Regions from separate parts of the Homo sapiens genome. Here region 2 is linked to region 1. A link is a contact called in ENCODE Hi-C or POLR2A ChIA-PET data. All regions are on one chromosome and are shown on one strand. The core of a region is the stretch at or near the end of the contact, and the rest is flanking DNA. Distances in the headings are between cores, read along the strand shown. Region 1 has its middle 55 kb from the start of TNFAIP3. Region 2 overlaps WAKMAR2 (wound and keratinocyte migration associated lncRNA 2).

What was found. Hi-C counts contacts between places; a loop is a spot of excess contacts on that map. ChIA-PET counts read pairs that join two places held with the same protein, here RNA polymerase II (POLR2A). Pooled maps may share reads with other maps.
Region 2: a map of CD14-positive monocyte shows a loop between it and region 1 (2.4-fold over the local background). The contact joins two enhancer-like sites. A Hi-C loop is called at or near these places in 7 of 168 maps with a recorded cell type or tissue (CD14-positive monocyte, MCF 10A, PC-9 and 4 more), 3 of 37 single-sample maps with no recorded cell type and 14 of 50 pooled maps. POLR2A ChIA-PET finds 5 or more read pairs at or near these places in 18 of 52 experiments (A673, AG04450, CD4-positive, alpha-beta T cell and 13 more).

What each region holds. Positions count from the first base shown.
Region 1 is chr6:137,809,506-137,814,982 of GRCh38, forward strand. No RefSeq gene overlaps it. Among named protein-coding and RNA genes, the nearest start is that of TNFAIP3, 55 kb to the right of the region's middle. RefSeq lists enhancers at 1,937-2,196, 2,227-2,346. Within about 2 kb of position 2,071, at least 22 of the 41 ENCODE cell types and tissues checked have a DNase peak (open chromatin) inside an H3K27ac peak, as active enhancers do; they include CD14-positive monocyte, where a contact is called at or near this core.
Region 2 is chr6:137,845,531-137,851,423 of GRCh38, forward strand. The region is part of intron 3 of WAKMAR2 (wound and keratinocyte migration associated lncRNA 2); the gene reads right to left. Among named protein-coding and RNA genes, the nearest start is that of TNFAIP3, 19 kb to the right of the region's middle. RefSeq lists an enhancer at 4,373-4,452. Within about 2 kb of position 1,426, at least 5 of the 41 ENCODE cell types and tissues checked have a DNase peak (open chromatin) inside an H3K27ac peak, as active enhancers do; they include CD14-positive monocyte, where a contact is called at or near this core.

The DNA of each region.
Region 1 (5,477 bases), core at 821-3,320:
CAGGGGCTCCGGGCAAGATGAGCTCAGTGAAGGAAAATAAAGATGCACTTCTTTATTTTTTATTTATGCACATGTGATTCATATGTGTGAATTTTGACCCCACTACAAATACATCAATTAGTTTCCTATCAATATGTTAAGAGAAAAAAATGCTTCCCACTCCCCAAATTAAAAGCAATGATTACCAGATTGTGTCTTAAATCTAGAAAACGTCCCCATTCAATATATGTGCTCTTTATTATGGGCTCCCCATTCAATACTAGGCTCTTACTGTATACCATGCAATGTGCAAGCTCCGTAAGTTCAGATTAAACATGTAATGTTCATATAGGACACTGAGAGCAAACAATCTTCACAGCCAGAGAAAACAAAAAGATCCTTAGAAAGATTATACCTGCAGCCTGGCCAACATGGTGAAACCCTGTCTCTACTAAAGATGCAAAAAAATTAGCTGGGCTTGGTGGCGCGTGCCTGTAATCCCAGCTACTCAGGAGGCTGAGGCAGGAGAATCTCTTGAACCCAGGAGGCAGAGGTTGCAGTGAGCTGAGATCGCGCCATTGTGCTCCAGCCTGGGAGACAGGTGAGACTCCAAAAAAAAAAAAGAAAGAAAGAAGGAAAGAGAGAAAGAGGGAGAGAGAGAGAGAAAGGGAGGGAGGAAGGAAGGAAGGAAGGAGAGAAAGAAGAAAGAAAGACAGAAAGAAAGAAAAGAAAGAAAGAAAGAAAAGAAAGAAAGAAAGAAAAGAAAGAAAGAAAAGAAAAGAAAGAAAGAAAGAAAGAAAGGAAGAAAGAAAGAGAAAAGAAAGGAAAATACCTTTATTAGTTAGAATATTTTAAAAACAAATGTCCTCATCCTGCTTCTAGCAAGACCCCAGAGCAAGCTGATGCAAGTGCTCATTGGTCACCTGCATGTTGCAATTTGATATTTACAGTTAGCACCCCTACCTCGAACTCTTCCTCATAACCTATATATGGCTGTTTAAATTACCATTTTAGTCCTTAAAGTCAAGCAGTATCTGTATACGCAAAATTATATTCCTAAAATCATCGTACGTACGTTACCATTAACAATAGCTTAAGGTTATTACGTGAGTTATAGTTTACACTGAGATTCACAGAATTATTTAACCTGGATGGCAGGTTGGACGTATTTTGCACCCATTTTGCAGATGAGGAAATAGAGGCACCTTTGTTCAACAGTCTTTCTCAACAAAGATTAACCCAGATCTTTAGACTTGTGGACCTGCACCACCAGCCCATTCAAATATCTGCTTGCCTGCTGCCATTCCTAGGATAACTGATTTGGACTTTGCTACTTATCTATAGATTCTTTCTGCTTTAAAAGTGTAGCATAGCTCTAGATCCACTGTTTGCCCAAAAACTTCCCTTATCTACCTTGCCCACACTAAACTCCCCTTTCTCTGAATGCCCACAACACATCCTCTTGACATTGCTATTTTGTAATCCATCATGTTCTTCCTTGAAACAACTCTTAAACTCTTACTTACCTTTCCAAATGCTTACATCTTGTTGCCCCCAACTAGATAGAGCTCCTCAAGGATCTTTTCCTGTCCATTTGCCCCATACTCCCTTGCAGACTTGGCACACAAGTTCTCATATATTTCTGGTTTTATTGATTAACTAAAACACTTCAATTTCTCTCCCTAAACCTCTGGGAAAAGGGAAGAACTCCCCAAAGCGGACAACCACACTGACAAAGCCAATGTTCTGCTTCACAATTCGGCATGTGACCGTCCCTGCCAAGACCCCAGAAATTAATTTATTATTTAACCAAAGCCAGTGATTATTGCATAATTTCATCCTTCCAATCAAGAATGCTGCTCTTTATTTAATGACTGAGACCTACTTACTTAGCTTCCAAATATGGTAGTAATTACTTGATATACAGATTAATGCATTCCCAGGCTAGTGCCTTGCACAGAACTATCAAATATAATTGGGGTTTCTAACCTTGTGACACAGCCCTACAAATTGCCTTCTTTATTTCCTTTTCTTAAAAAGTACGTTCAGTCTACTCTGGACTTTCCCATCTGTCGTCAGGTGACTTCCTGCTCTGTTAGCTGACCGTGAGTCACGTCGTTGCTGCACAGCACGTTCAGTGAGGCTGCCTCTGCGTGTGAGGCGACCAGGAGAGGAAAGGACAGACTTGAGCTATCAGACCTCTCTCCTGGTGGGATATTGTTTGTTTCCCCTACCCTGTTCATTTAAAACCTCTCAGTTATAAGCTTTGCTCCTCAGTTTATGCCTCTGTGATGATGCTTCAAGAGACAGGGAAACCAGTTTCCTACATTCCAAAATAAAAATGACATTTTAAAAAGTCTATCCTTTTAGGCAATGAATCATTTATCCGGGCAACCCCTTTCGTCAAGGGTCTTCTTCCTTTCAGCCACATTTCGGGGATGTCTTCTGTAAGGCAAACGGTTGTGACCAAGTGCGTACTCTGGAATCCAAATGATGCAAGTAGAGTTGAAAAGGAATTTCAAAATTACAGGAAAGGAGCTATGAGGGTAGAGAGGATGGGTTTAAAATACAAATAAGGAAACTTTGTGGATTGGGGAAGTCATTGGAGCAAAATAATGGGGAAGTTGGAGGCTCAAGAATAAACAACGTCTAGAAAGTTAGAGGAGTCTGGAGGGCACTTTTGCCTTCTGCAAATATCTTGTATATTATTTTGCTACGTGGGGGCTTAAATTCATTCTCATTAAAAGAAGATAAAGGAACAGTAACACTAGCCTGTCTCATCTGATGTTTTTAGGTTTGTTTGTTTTTATTATTATTATTTCTTTTTAGAGACAGGGTCTTGCTCTGTTGCCCAGGCTGGCATGCAGTGGCATGATCATAGCTCACTGCAGCCTTGAAATTCTGGACTCAAGCAATCCTCCCACCTCAGCCTCCCAAAGTGCTGGGATAATAGGCATGAGCCGCCATGCCTAGCCTGTTTTTAGTTATTATTTATTTTTTCTTTTTTGGGACAGGGTTTCACTATTTGGCCCAAGCAGGCTTAACACACTTCCACTTAATATGCTAATAAAGTAATCAGTATTTGGATAAAAAGTTGGCTAAACATAGAAATAATAATCTAAACTCAATGTAATAATTTACAGATCATTTGGGGATTCTAAACAGGACACAGACATCTATTAGCTGAATAATAACTAGCATGTGTATAGCCAACTTCTTTATGCCAATCTTTCTGGATTGGTGATATTATGGATTTGTGTTGGAGAAATAAATGTATCCATTAACATTTTAGATCAGCACTTTTAAGCCCCAAATAAAAAAGGATATGCATTGATTAGGGTTGTATCTTTACAACATTCAATGAAGTTATTCTTGGCATCCTGTTTTGGAGAAATTGGATCTGCACTTGTAGGTATGTTTACATGTCTTCTTTAAATAGAAGATTTCAGGTTTTTTTTTTCTTCTCATAAGGCCTAGTGATATATGGGTGCTCTTCAAATGTTCATTTTATAACAGTTTAAAAATCTCAGTAATGTAGAGTGGGAATCTAGTACTATTGAATTAAATTGGAAAGCTCTGCATTTTTATTAAGGAAAAGCTTCACCAATTATTTAGAATGAATTGCTCCAAGATTCTCCATTGGCTTTCATTTAGGAAGACCCTGTCATAGGGTTTGGACATCGTAGTTGTTTCTGGATTACTATGGAAATATGATGGTCATTCTCTAAGGCTGAACCTATTATTCCTAGAAAGGAGGTGAGTAATAACATCTTCAACTAAAATCAATGTGGAATCATAAGGAAAAATCTTGTGAATCTTTCAATTAAGAAGAAATCACCTTTTAAGGTAACATATTCTGTAGACAATTTTTCTGCCTTCTTCAATATGACCTTAGAGGGCTAGTTCCAGTGACTAAACCCCCAACCAGGCAAAGCTAAAATTCTGTCTTGACTCAAAAGCAGAATTCCACTACCTGAGTCACCTACAAAACTTCAACAGCACCCTGGATTTTCCTGAAAGCATCCCCAGCCAAGGATTGAGCAGGTTTAGGCATGTTCTCTTATGAAACCAGCTGATGACACAGTTACAGGGACTATGGCTCAAAAGTTATGGGCTGGGTTAGTGCCAACCCTGGTATAGTGCCCTCCATTAAGTACTGAGAATGCTCATCTCTAAATATCAAGACACTGTTTGAGATGAAATATCTATGTGGACTGCTCATGGCAAACACACCACTTTTAGATCTATCCTTTCACGATATGAAGTGTATTTCATCCACGTTGGCTTAATTCCATCCAATTCCCATGAAGTACATGTTCATTTTCAGCTGCATTTGCTCATTTGCTTTTAATACTTCTTCTCTCTGGCTCGCTTCTAGGTAGAGAATCATTTCTTTTTTTATATACTTTAAGATTTAGGGTACATGTGCACCACGTGCAGGTTAGTTGCATATGTATACATGTGCCATGTTGGTGTGCTGCACCCATTAACTCATCATTTAACATTAGGTATATGTCCAAATGCTATCCTTCCCCCCTCCCCCAACCCCACAACAGGCCCTGGTGTGTGATGTTCCCCTTCTTGTGTCCATGTGTTCTCATTGTTCAATTCCCACCTATGAGTGAGAACATGCAGTGTTTGGTTTTTTGTCCTTGCGATAGTTTGCTAAGAATGATGGTTTCCAGCTTCATCCAAGTCCCTACAAAGGACACGAACTCATCCTTTTTTATGGCTGCATAGTATTCCATGGTGTACATGTGCCACATTTTCTTAATCCAGTCTATCATTGTTGGACATTTGGGTTGGTTCCAAGTCTTTGCTATTGTGAATAGTGCCGCAATAAACATATGTGTGCATGTGTCTTTATAGCAGCATGATTTATAATCCTTTGGGTATATACCCAGTAATGGGATGGCTGGGTCAAATGGTATTTCTAGTTCTAGATCCCTGAGGAATCGCCACACTGACTTCCACAATGATTGAACTAGTTTACAGTCCCACCAACAGTGTAAAATTATTCCTATTTCTCCACATCCTCTCCAGCACCTGTTGTTTCCTGCCTTTTTAATGATCACCATTCTAACTGGTGTGAGATGGTATCTCATTGTGGTTTTGATTTGCATTTCTCTGATGGCCACTGATGATGAGCATTTTTTCATGTGCCTTTTGGCTGCATAAATGTCTTCTTTTGAGAAGTGTCTGTTCATATCCTTCACCCACTTTTTGATGGGGTTGTTTGTTTTTTTCTTGTAAATTTATTGGAGTTCATTGTAGATTCTGGATATTAGCCCTTTGTCAGATGAGTAGATTGCAAAAATTTTCTCCCATTCTGTAAGTTGCCTGTTCACTCTGATGGTAGTTTCTTTTGCTTGCAGAAGCTCTTTAGTTTAATTAGATCCCATTTGTCAATTTTGGCTTTTGTTGCCATTGCTTTTGGTGTTTTAGACATGAAGTCCTTGCCCATGCCTATGTCCTGAATGGTGATGCCTAGGTTTTCT
Region 2 (5,893 bases), core at 176-2,675, 35 kb after region 1:
AAACAAATTATTACAACTAAGTATAATAAGTGCTCTAATAGAAATATCCACTGGGTGGAGTGGAGCACAGAGGAAGGAGTGATCAGGACAACCTATGGAGGAGGGAGGGAAGGCGGTTCAGAGGAGGCTTCTTGTAACTTGTGTACTGAATCGCAAATATTTCAAGTATGTAAAGAGTAACCTGGGTGGGAACACTCTGGCCAGAGGGAGCACCATGTCCAGAGGCAGCCAGTAGCATAGTGGGTTAGAGGGAGGGCAAGTTTGAACCGCTAGTGTGTAAGGTTCAAGGGGAGAATTGGGGTAGGAGAAGGAGGTGGCATGCCTGGGCAAAAAAATTGGAGAGGTGAGTGACGGCCAGGCTACAGAGGTCCTGTTTTCTGTATAAGGAGGCTGGACTTTCCTCCTACAGGAATGGAAGTCATTGATGAGTTTAAATCAAAGATTTCACATCTGAGGCCATGTGGAGGAAGAATTGGAAGAATTCCTGATGAGAAGCAAGAAAAGCAATGACAGTTTGAGTTTGGGAAACAACTATTGGATAGAGAAAAGGAAACTGAAAAGAGAGGGGCTTAATTGATACAATTAATGAGATTTGGCTTCCGTCTGAATGTAAGGGTGAGGAAGGAGGAGTCCAGAAGACTCCCGGGTTCGTGGCATGGGGAAATCAAGGATGGAGTGCCCATCCCTAAGATAGAAAACAAATGTAGAGGGGGAACCTAGTTGGGAGTTAGGATGATAAAGTTTGAAATGTAAAAGTGGTTAAGAGGAATGAAATAAACAATCAATCATAAGTGGTTATCAAATGGTACGAGGGTCAAGTTGAAGTTAGCCGCATGAATCAGTAGTAACATCACCAGGAGGTGACCTAAGCTTCCCAGCAGAGCTTAGGAGTGAAGCAGAGAAAACAGGTTCATCTTTCCTCTAGAGCAAAGTGCGGGAATGTGAGAGTGGTAGAAGGTCAAGCAGAAAGAGAACTATCAGGCACCAGTGACGGTGCAGCTCAATGTCACTGAGCTTGAGCTCTGTGCCAGGATAGATGAGGAGCCAGAGGAAAGCCTAGTAAAGAGTTCCGGGACAGTGAAGGGAACAGAAGGTGTTTCTGAGGTCAAACAGAAGTTCAGTGGGAGACGTAGGGATAAGTGGCTATGGTCAGGATAGAGAATCGCAACATGTAGGATGCCAGAGGTAGAGTGCTTTCAGTTGACCTTGAGTTCTAAGATGTGGCTGTGCTCCAAGGGGGCTACTTGCACTAATGTGGCTCGGGTAGTGTCTGAAGTTAGATTTGAGAATTTGATCAGAGAGGACAGTAAGCATGGATGAGGAAGTCACTGTGACTCATGGCAGGGGAGGGTGGAGGGCACCCTCTGAGGAAGATGGAGATATATCCTGAAAGCCCTTCCTGCGGTCTATGAGGCCGGGTGCCATCTGCCTCCCGCCAGCCTCTCTTCCTGCGGCCCTGGTCCAGCCTCCCCACTCCAGCCCAGTGGGCCTTCTTTCAGTTCCTTGAATGCCCTGGACTTTGTTTCACCCCAGGGCCCTCACAAGTGCAATTTCCTCTTCTCAGAATTTCTAACACCCTTCAGCTTCTGCTCTACCTTCTTCCACTCCAATCAGATCTCATTTTGAATATCACTTCCCCAAGAAGACTTTCCCCAAATCGTCGGGCCTTAAGTCTGTGTTAGAACCCTCTGTCAAACTTCCCCCTATTACCTAGTACTTCTTAGCATTTACCACAATTGTAACTCAGTATGGTGTAATGATTTGCTTATGGCCAATCTCAGTGGATAAGCTTTTTGAGGGCAGACACCCTACCTGCCTTGTCTATTAATACAACTCAGTCCCTAATAGAGGACCCACTGATGCATTTTTACCTACCCTTGGTCTGTGAGGATTGGAAGTGGCACAATGCAATGTATGCGGTATTTTGATATAAAATATTGAACTAATATTCCAGAAATACATTTAAAATGTTAGATTAAATGTGTAAGTGAATGTGAAGGTAAATGGTTCACTGGATGGTGAAACAGCTAATCTCTCAAATTAAGACTCTACAGCATATAAATATATAGGCTGCTGCTACCCAAAGGACAATCTCTCAGTCTCTCCCGGAGTACCTCGCTGCCAGATCAATCTTCTTTAAACACCATTTTTATCACAGGACTCATGCTTAAAATTTTCAGAGACTCCATTTCCCTTCCCTGCTGCAACTGAAGTCCCCCCACAGACTTGCAGTGGCCTTTAGAATGTGTCTGGGCCCCGGCTCACTTCTGCTCATGGAAGGCTAGTTCTTTCATGCTTCCATTAACCTATCGGGCTCATTTTCCCACCTCCATGACTTGGCCCACAGTGCCTCCCTTTCTTGGAAGGCCCTCACCTTTCTCCAGAACACACTGGGCATTGTCCCTGTCACTTAAGACCGACCTCAACTCTCAGTTCCTCCCTGGAGCTTCAGCCTCTGGCCGTTTCTTGCCTAGTTGTTTTAGGCTCCTTTGAATTCCTATAGCCCCAGAGAACCACAACATAGTTCTCAATGTATACTGTCCTGGATTGTTCAGTATAGATTCTTGGGAGTTATACACGTCTCATAATAGATAATAAATTCCTCATCAAACCAAGGGGAACCTAAAATAATGTAGATCACCCTTGTCTTCCCCCAGACTATGATGCTGGTCAGGTTATCTGTTTACTGAATGTCCAAACACCTTGAGAAATCATTTTACCTTAAGAATTTCTTTTCAAATTCAATATATTTTGTTTCTATTTATTTATTTTATTTTAATTAATTTTTTTTTTGAGACAGAGTCTCACTCTGTCTCCCAGGCTGGAGTGCAGTGGCGCGATCTCAGCTCACTGCAACCTCCACCTCCTGGGTTCAAGCAATTCTCCTGCTTCAGCCTCCCCAGTAGCTGGGATTACAGGCACCCACCACCGTGCCTGGCTAATTTTTATATTTTTTAGTAGAGATGGGGTTTTGCCATGAGTCAGGAATTCGAGACAGGATGGTCTGAAACTCCTGACCTCATGTGATCCACCGCCTTGGCCTCCCCAAATGCTGGGATTACAGACGTAAGCCACCAGGCCCGGCTGAAATTTAACATATTTTGGAAAATATATTTTAGCATTGCTTTTCTTGTTTTTTCCCCTAGTCTCCTGCGAGTATATAGTTAATGGGATATGTTTGGGATGAATTATAAACAATCCCTTTCTAGAATACATTTACTGCCATAAGGATCTCTCCCAAGTCAGTTATTTGAGGTCATATGATATTTACAAGTGAGGCTGGACTAGGGATAGGAATTCCTGGTATTCTGTGTATTTTTCTAACTGACTGCAGTGACTCTCATAACATATGAAGACATTATTACAAAGTATGTTTAAGGCAATTCAGGACTTTTTTGTGTGTGACTCTTATTTAAACAACTATTTCCAGTGATTTTCTTGGCTGTATATCCCATAGAAATTAGGCAAGCTCTGTCTTTGAATCGCTGAAGGCATATTTCTTATAAAACGAAAACAGTTTTCATTTAAAAAAAAAAAAACCTCTATGTATTAAATCCATAAAAAAGAAAACAGAAAGGAAATCTACGTAACAAATGACAGTTAGTTACGTGTGTGTGGTTAAGGGCTCACTATCATTATATTCATAAAAATATTAATTATGTGCAGGGCTAGAATCCAAGACATATCTATAACTCCTTAGGAAATAATGTACAGGCTCATAGTCACTAATCAGCTGAAAAAAAGTCCTTGGAAAATTTAGAGAATGTGAGATTATTTTGCTTAACCAAGAGAAATAACACTGGATGGTGGTCAAAGCTTATGAACACAGTTTGTATACAAAGATAGGCAGTTCATATATCATTCTTTATCCTTTGAGAAAAGGTAACATAACATTTCAAGGTTCCGTGTCCCTTTTGCAAGTAAAAAAAAAAACAAAATAAAAAAAAAAACGTGGTGGAGGCAATTCTGGAATATCCAGGAAATCTGATCTCACAAATGAGGAAGCTCCCAAATATGGGCATAGAGTGAGACCAATTTTCCAGTGCAAATCCTCTGAGGTATATGCAGTTGGGAATACCCTTATTAAAAATTCCTTTCCCAAATCCAGTTTTAGAAGATCTGTTTAATTGCTAGATAAAACAGAAAAAAAAAGTCTAAAACTCTTTTTAGATTACTGATGGGAAAAAACAACAGTCATGATGTGGGGAATCACCCAAAGTTTTCTATAGACTCATAGGATCCAAGTAATCAGAGGCACTAATTTCAGGAGCCCTGGTTCAAGTGGCATTTCCTTCTGATCCATAACGGGCACCTTTCTGTTTCATATTGTCTGTGCACAGTCCACATATGAGGCCAGGGTCATCACCCACACAGAAAAGAGACAAAAATATGTGTGCCACCCCTACCCGCTTCTGAAAATGAATCTACATCAAAATGCAGGATACAGTCTGAACTTGTACAGTATGCTGTGTGACTAGACCAGGACTCTGGCTAGAGAGGTTAGTAAATGTGAAATACAAAGGCAAAAACTGTTATTTCCATTTGCACATGAATCATATTTGCTACCCGTCATAACCTAGTGACATAAAAGTATTGCAAATCCCCAGAGCCCCATTTGCTCCCTGGAAGGAAATCCCTGATCCCACCGTCCCCAAGTCTGGCCAAGCTAATTTTATCCGAGGACCTAGAGAGCCTGGGGTAAAGACTGTCAGCCTGGAGACTAAGAACAAGGATGCAGCAGCCAGATTGTGCTGCCACTTAAAGAAAGCATGGCTTTGGGCATATTATTTACCCTCTCAGTCTCAGTTGCCTTATCTATTAAATGGGTTTAATAATAGTGCTTACTTTACAAAGTGATCATGGGGGTAAACTAAACCTACATATTTTCTGCTTAGAAAACACTAGACCATTGCCAAGCAGAGGATATTAATAAATGCTATATAACTGTCAGCTATATTCATTGCTCTGATTACTTTAATACCAACCGTGTCCTTGTGCCTTGCCAACAGTTCTCCTGAGGGTTTCTGCTGCCTGCCCTATAAAGGCATCTTCATAAGAACTCTGCACTGACCTTACCTGCCCTTTATAGAACTGAACTTCATTCTGAATTCCTCAAAGAATTGTCCTCAAAATTGTATGACTGTTGACAACTGCAGTGTAGCGATCAGCAAATTCTCTCTCAGGTCATCTTTGAGTGGGTTGGCTCTGAGGTCCAGTCAGGTTCTGAGGGACTCTTGTCCTCACAGCCTGCTTCAGTCAGTGATGCTAAGATTGTAAGTCTAACCTTGTAATTCATCTCTGTCAGGTATCACAAACGCTTTCCCTGCATTAACTAATTTCTTTTTCTTGTCACAATCACCCTGTTTTTAGCCTCACTTTGGACATGAGGAAATTAAGGTACTAAGACATTAAAAACTTTGTTGTGTCACCCTGCTGGAAGTGACAAAGGCTGTCACAGGCAAATCTGGCCCCACGCTCTAGATGAGGTGCTCCCTCATGTTAGTCACCTGCCTGCCACCTGTTTTGGTTGGTGGTGGTTTCACAAAATCTCAGAACCTGGGCTATCCTCTTTGGGATGCTCTTCAACACTTTGGGATCAAGGCCACTGAATTTTCTAGACTGGGGGTCAGGGAACTATGGCCCATTAACTAATTTTTTTACATATTCAATGGTTGAAAAAAATTAAAAAATACTTTGTGCCATATGAAAATTATATGAAACTCAATTTTCAGTGTCCATAAATAAAGTTCTCTTGGAACACAGCCACACTCATTTATCCATGTATTATCTATGGCTGCCTTCGAACTTCAGTGGCAGAGATGAAGAGATGTGACAGAGACCATATGGCCCACAAAGCTGGAAATATTTACTATCTGGCCAACCCTGCTGTAGA